Regions from separate parts of the Homo sapiens genome. Here all the other regions are linked to region 2. Evidence: read pairs that join two places in POLR2A ChIA-PET (ENCODE). Cell type or tissue: OCI-LY7. All regions are shown on one strand.

Region 1 (2,500 bases), 710 kb before region 2:
CGAGGGTCTGGCTATGTTGCCCAGTTTGAGGCTTGCCTCAAACTTCTGGCCTCAAACAATCTGCCCACCTCTGCCTTGCAAATTGCTGGGATTATAGGTGTGAGCTATTGTGTCTGGTCAGAATTCTAAATTTGAGTCTGGCTCTCCAGTTGTCATGAAAGTATATTTGTTAAGTTAGGAGAATAGAACATATTTAATAGTTTGATAGCTGGATTTATGATTTTAAAATATTTAGACATTGGCAGGCAAACTTCCTTTTGAACACCTGCTCTGCCCTGCAAATTTAGGTGGGGGGGGTGGGGGAGACTGGGTACCTTGTCACCCTGGCATGAGGAATAAATGTAACAACAGATAAAAAATACTCAAAGCATGGCTTGGCACATATGGTATGTACTCGACGGCATTGAAAATAATGATGTTTATGATTCTCCTGAAATCTTAAAAAGGAAGCTGGCTGCCCTCCCTTCATCTTTCTCCATCTCTGTGGGCTGGAATGTGGATGTGGATGTAGCAGTGGTGAAATAACTCCTGGGGGGAATTTTATCTTAACCTTGACACTAAGAAAGGACAAGATGGCACAAGAAAAATAAACCAAGTGGGCTTTACTTATGATGCAAAACTCTTAAATAAAATACTACCAAATAGAATCCTACAGTCTATCTTTAAAAGGATAATATATTGTAACCAAACAGGGTTTATCAGAGGAATGCAAAGATGATTCAACTTTTAAAAATATATCAAATGTAACCTACTACATCAACAGCTAAAAAAAAATTCACTTCATATAAAAGTCATACTAGAAATAGATAGAAATGTCTCTAACTTATAAACAATATATCAGAAAACTATAACAAACACCATATTTGATAGTGAATTATTAGAAACACTAGGGTAACAATGGGGACTATTAACCAAATCAGTGACCATAGGAGAATGAGTGGGATGAGGAGGGAGAGAGGCCAGCCGAATGGAGAGTTCCAACACGTCTGCAACTCTGGAAAGAAGTAAGCTTGGTGGGAAAGAATCTGTGGGTGACCCATAGGCGAGAGTGGAAGGCAGGAATCAGATGAGATCAATTAGGGAGAGAGAGTAGGGTGAGAAGAGAACCAAGAAGAGAAGCCAGGAACACTATCTTAAAGGAGCCATGACACTGGGGAGCCAGAGACTGAGTCTGGAAGGGAGCAGACAGAGGAACAGAAGCAAAGGGAAACCTGGAGGGAAATGGCACTGAGGAGGAGGGTGTTCTTCACAGAGTCAAAGTAGAGGGCAAGGATTTAGGAGTCACGATTTGCTACTGAGAGGCTACTGTTAACCTTGGCCAAAGCTGTTTCTGTGGAGCAGGGAGAGCTAAGGGCCGTGTGGGTGGGTATTCAATGGTAAAATCAGAAGTAGAAGGAGAAAATGAGCACTTCCATCAGGAAGGGGAAGTGAGCTGTGTGTAGGCACCATGAGAAGGAGGTGAAGTTCCAGGGGAGTTTTATGAGGTTGTGGTGAAATCAGCATTTTTGTAAGTCTGAAGGGGAGCAAGCAGTGGAGAGCAGAGAGACTGACAAGAGACAGCAGAAAGCAGATGACTGATGGGGCAAGTTCCTGCTGAAGGTGGGAGGAAAGAGATGCTCATAAAAGTGAATTACTGTTTCACCGTGGAGAAAACATAAATGAAATCATTTACACTGCCATTCACTTATTAATTCAGTAAGTATTGATTAAGTTTCTACTATGTCCCAGGCACTGACCTGGTGCTGGAAATAAGATAGAAAAAATTCCCACCCTATATTATGTAAGTTCATTAACTTAAAACAAAAGGAAAACCAAATCCAGAAACAAACAAAAATTTGGCCCCTGTCAGGCCAGCGCTAAGGGAGGCATGGTCTTGGAGGAAGTGTGTGTGACTGCCAGGCACTGGAGTCCCTCAGCAGGAATGCTGCTCGTCTCAAAGGCAACACAAAGTGGCAGCTGGGACCAGGGATCCAGAATTTGAATACCCTCCCACCACATTCTATCAGAGAGTCCTTTAGGACTATGTTAATGTGAGAGAAAAAACTTTACTTCAATGGCAAGTTTTAACTATGAATGATTAGGAGAGTCTCCTTTCTCCTGAAACATTGCTCTTAGGGACAGAGTGGAAAAGACTCCTGGACATATGGGCCAGAACTACAATGCATGTTACAGAGAAGAGGTATACGCCATGTGTCATAACTAGAAAGGAGAAATGCAGGCTTGCTGTGCTTAATGCACTCAAAACCTCAATAAGGACAAATGGCAATAGGCAAAAAGATGATGACAAATACTCATCTCATTTACATCAGTAAACTTGATATCGAAACCTTCAACCCTCTGAATAGCAAGTCACTGGTTCTTTTCTTTCACTTCCCCCTCCGGCCCCTGCCCCTGCCCCAACCAATTTCATTCAGATATAGCTTAGCTGGACCAAATCTATCAAGTCATGCTTATCCTTAATCCTCATCAGAGTTCTTGAAGTCATCAACTAACCATATTG
Region 2 (2,500 bases):
AGCCAAGAAACAGTTCTTTTTTTCCCATGAGTTTGTTCATTGTTGTACACTTCCTCTAATATATTGAGTTCTTTAGCAGTCTAAAATAATTTCATTTAACAAATACAATTAATATTGGCAGCTTTTCATCATTGGCTTTTATTTAATTTATATCTCTAAATTACTTAAAATTAAATAATGAAGAATAAACTCATATTTGGAATGGAGAGAAGTTCCTTGTGTTATTGGGTGGTGTTGTAAATATCAGTATTTGTATTCTATTTTTCAGCATCTAGTCCCCATGTGATCAAGAAGCAACTCCGTAAAATAAAAGCATTCAACATTGTCTTCAGTTTCTATCTCTCCTTAGTTTGTGTTTTTCTTCCTAGATCCCTATTGTGAACTGTGCTAGGTGGAGCTGCTTGGTTTATAATGTGCAGATGAAGTGTACGTTTGAATAAGTCATAGGTGGTGTCCTTATTCAACTTGGATGAAAAGGAAAGGAGAGAAAAATTCACAACTCAAGAGGATAAGCAGACTTATCTACTAGTGAGCCATTGAAAGTCATGTAGAGGACTTGAGAGAGCAGCCTAGGTAGGTCGTTTGTGTGCTGTATGTTCAGTGATTGCTTGAGGCCAGGGAGCTGGGGATAACTCCTTGTGCAGCCCAAGAACTCTGCACTCATCTTATACACCAGCTCTACTGAATCCAAGTTGACCTGCTCACATTTGTGTGCCATTTCTATCAGGAAGTCTCTTGAGAATGCCAATAGCTCAGATACCTGCTCGCCATTACCAGATCTACCCCTCAAAGCATAATGTCTGCTGGTGGGAGGATGAGTAGCTTCAGTGTTTTGTACAAAGGAGAGTATATTTATTTCTAATTTCAGAGTTTCTCTTGCTCCTGTCTAGACACTTCAGAGAAAAACAAATTCAGGTCACCAGTAAAGTTATGTTCTATAATAAGAGAAGACTTGTGCTAAATCACTTGTAAAGACATTAACTATCATCTGCCTGAAAAGTCTTCTCTCACCAAGCTTCTGCAGATCTTTTGAGGTACCAGAAATAGTGGTTAGTTCTCACATGCTGTTCTGCTTCAGCGAGCTTCATGTGGCCACCTGCAGAAATAGTTCTTGGTTTCTCTTCCTTGTCTAGATGCTGGTCAAGGCAGCGTTTAGAAAAACACAGATTTTCATATTCCCATTCACACGTGCAAAGTGAATTAGGGTACCAAAGAATTACCTAGATTATTCAATCTGTAAAATGCTTTGCCTCAATTGACTGAATATTTTATATCAACACTTTTTCCAGCTACATATTTATACTATAATAGGAACCTATTTTTACTATATATACTATTTATACTATAAAAGTAGGAGTTGCAGAATCATAAGAAATTTAGGGCCGGGTGCAGTGGCTCACACCTGTAATCCCAGCACTTTGGGAGGCCGAGATGAGCAGATCACGAGGTCAGCGGTTCGAGACTAGCCTGACCAACTTGGTGAAAACTCATCTTTACTAAAAATACAAAAATTAGCCAGGGGTGGTGGTATGTGCCTGAAATCCCAGCTACTTGGGAGGCTGAGGCAAGAGAATCACTTGAACCCGGGAGGTGGAGGTTGCAGTGAGCCGAGATTGTGCCACTGCACGCCAGCCTGGGCGACAGAGCAAGACTCCATCTCAAAAAAAAAAAAAAAAAAAAGAAATTTAGAAGACACAACCACAAGAGCTTTCTTTCATGTATTTATTAAGGAGACAGGGTCTTGCTCTGTCACCCAGTCTGGAGTACAGTGTCGTGATCCTAGCTCACTGCAGCCTCAAACTAAGCGATCCTCTGGCCTCAGTCTCCTGTGTAGCTGGGACTATAAGGTGCATGCCATGTTGGCTACTTTTTTTTTTTTTTTCCAGTAGAGATGGTTTTGGGGACAGGGGTCTCACCTTGTTGTCCAGACTGGTCTTGAACTGCTGGCTTCAAGCGATCCTCCTGCCTCGCCGCCTAAAATGCTGGGATTACAGGCATGAGCCACCGTGCCCAGCCTTGGACCTTCTAATTGTAAAGAAGCAAAAAGGCCCATATAATATACATAATATACACCATAATATATACATAATATACATCATCTCACTTTATATATCCACTGTATTAATTTTTCTGTTAAAAAAACTATGCTCGTTTAGTGTTTTATGTTGTTTTTTCAAAAAATAGTGATTTTGAATTGTGGGCCTAATTAGCGAAAATTGAAATGTATTAAAATAATATAAACATCTGTAAGGGATTTTGTATCAAATGGAGTCTGCTCTCAGTTCTTTTTTTTTAACTTTTATTATTTTATTTTTAATACAGACAGGGTCTCACTATGTTTTTCAGGCTGGTCTCGAACTCCTGAGCTCAAGCAATACTCCTGCCTAGGCATCCCAAGTGCTAGGATTACAGGCATGAGCCACCATGACCAGCCTCTACTCTCAGTTCATTTTCTAAGAAATTTGATGCAAGCCAGTATTGTTGCTGAACTTCATACCAG
Region 3 (2,500 bases), 1.0 Mb before region 2:
TAATTTCAAAGAGTTTACAACGTATGTGAGAAAATAAACACACATACAAACACACTCAAGCATGGACATGCATGCTCTAACTTTTTGTAATAAGAGGCATAGGCTTCTTTAATATAGTCCATAGGTTTACGAAAAAAAAAAAAAAGAGACATAGGCAGTACGTGATAAAGGAGTTTAAGCAGGCCGGGCACAGTGGTTCATAGCTGTAATCTCATTGCACTCCAGCCTAGGCAACAAGAGCAAAATTCTATCTCAAAAAAAAAAAAAAAAAAAAAGGAGTTTAAGTAGAGGGGTCTGGTGGGCTTTTTTTTCACGTTAGTGTGACCTGGGAAGGCTTCTTGGAGGAAGATTTAAGCTGCACTGTGCATAATAAGCATACATAATAAAAGAGCAGAAGGGCACTTTTAAGGCAGAGGAAACAGCATAAATAAACTACAGCAGAAATTGACTTAGCATATCTGCTGGGACATTGAGCGGCTTGATTTGGCTTGACCAAAGGTATAAAAGAGAGCAATGGAAACAGCTCAAGGAGGAAATGGTTGATGACTATAATGTCAGTATAAGGAGTTTGAACTCATACATTATGGGTTATTGAAGAAAAAGGATTAGGAAATTAGTAGTGGTTTATTGAATAGATTATAACAGATAAAATCTGGAGAGAAAGGGAGAAGTCAAGAAACTATTACATACCAAAATTATCAAAAAAGGATTTTTTTAAAAAAATAACTATTACCGTATTCCTCTCTTATCTCCTTATGTGCAGTGGACACGTTCAAGATCCCCCGGTGGGTGCCTAAAACCATGGACAGTACTGAATCCTACATATTCTACATATACCGTGTTTTTCCTATATATACATACCTATGATAAAGTTTAATTTATAAATCAGACACAGTAAGACAGTAATAATAATAACTGATAATAAAATAGAAAAATTATAATAATATACTGTAATAAAGGTTTTGTGAATGTGGTCTCTCTCTCAAAATATCTTACTGTACTGTGCTCACCTATTTTCAGACTACAGTAGATCATGGCTAACTGAGACCACAGATAAGAAGGGGAGAGTACTGTATAGTATTTGAGACACAAAGCAACAGGCTCCTGACTGAGGTAATTAATAGTAGAAAAAGAAAAAAAGCAACAAAAGTACCATAGGCAGTATATGATTAATATAATAGTAATTGAATGGCTCTGAGGAGAAGGCTAAAAACACTGTGAAGTTGCTGAATAGATGGATTAACAGGCAACAGGAAAGAGGAGAAGAAATAATTTTTCAAGCTAGAATTCTAAATTTTTTTTCTAGAAACAGACTATTAGACTAGTAAATTATATTTTTTAATTTTCTTCAAAGACAGGGTTGGCTGGGTGCAGTGGCTCACACCTGTAATCCCATCTCAAATAATAATAATAATAATAAAATAAAGACAGGGTCTCACTTTTTTGCCCAGGATGGTCTTAAACTCCTGGGCTGAAGCAATCCTCCTGTCTCAGTCTCCCAGAATGCTAGGATTACAGGTGTGAGCCACCACACCCAGCTAGACTAGTAAATTAAGCATAAGGCTTTAAACCTCCAATTTTAAAAAGGCATGCTTATGGAATTATCAGTTTTATATATTTTATATTTGAAGCAATTCTAAATTCATCTATGAACAATACTAAAGACACCTAGTTCTATGGGGACCATCTGTACCAATTTGCCTGAGGTGACACCCAATTCACCTCTAGTGATTCAAGGCAATTATTAATAACACCATTTTCATTCTCAAATACATCCTGGTTGAACAACTATACGTGTAGTCTAAGTCTTAATGCAATTATTTGACTAAAATAGGTCTTTCCTTGATTTTAAAAATAATTCAGCCAGGTGCAGTGACTCATGCCTGTAATCCCAACATTTTGGGAGTCCAAAGCAGAAGGATCACTGGAGCCCAGGAGTTCAAGACCATACTGGGCAATGCATTGAGACTTTGTCTACTAAAAATCAAAATAATTAGTTGGCTGTGGTGGTGAATGCCTGTAGTCCCAGCTACTTGGGAGGCTGAGGAAGGAGGACCACTTGAGCCCAGGAGGTCAAGACTGCAGTGAGCCAAGATCATGCCACCACACTCCAGCCTGGGCAACAGAGCAAGAACTTGTCTCAAAAATAATAATAAATAAAATAAAAAATTAGGCCAGGTGCAGTGGCTCATGCCTGTAATCCCAGCACTTTGGGAGACTGAGGCAGGTGGATCACGAGGTCAAGAGATCAAGACCATCCTGGCCAACACAGCGAAACCCCGTCTCTATTAAAAATACAAAAATTAGCTGGGCATGGTGGCGCGTGCCTGCCCAGTTACTTGGGAGGCTGAGGCAGGAGAATCGCTTGAACCCGGGAGGCGGAGGTTGCAGTGAGCTGAGATTGCACCACTGCACTCCAGCCTGGTGACAGAGTGAGACGCCGTCTCAAAAAAAATAAAAATAAAAAATTAATAATTCAATATCACAACCAGGACAGAAG

The links. Peaks named below come from ENCODE experiments on the same cell type or tissue, not always from the same donor. Only the 100,000 strongest peaks of a DNase experiment are listed, where the experiment ranks them.
Region 1: POLR2A ChIA-PET joins it to region 2 with 6 read pairs; 2 of 35 experiments call an interaction of 5 or more read pairs at or near these places.
Region 3: POLR2A ChIA-PET joins it to region 2 with 5 read pairs; 3 of 35 experiments call an interaction of 5 or more read pairs at or near these places.

Annotation. Positions count from the first base shown.
Region 1 is chr1:100,533,962-100,536,461 of GRCh38, forward strand. No RefSeq gene overlaps it. Among named protein-coding and RNA genes, the nearest start is that of GPR88, 2.9 kb to the right of the region's middle. In OCI-LY7, no CTCF peak of the experiment used is centred here; no DNase peak of the experiment used is centred here.
Region 2 is chr1:101,247,000-101,249,499 of GRCh38, forward strand. No RefSeq gene overlaps it. Among named protein-coding and RNA genes, the nearest start is that of S1PR1, 11 kb to the left of the region's middle. RefSeq lists an enhancer at 772-991. In OCI-LY7, no CTCF peak of the experiment used is centred here; a DNase peak (open chromatin) is centred at 1,092; H3K4me3 peaks cover 803 bases; H3K27ac peaks cover 1,955 bases.
Region 3 is chr1:100,243,810-100,246,309 of GRCh38, forward strand. All of the region lies in intron 1 of DBT (dihydrolipoamide branched chain transacylase E2), which reads right to left. Among named protein-coding and RNA genes, the nearest start is that of DBT, 4.8 kb to the right of the region's middle. In OCI-LY7, no CTCF peak of the experiment used is centred here; no DNase peak of the experiment used is centred here.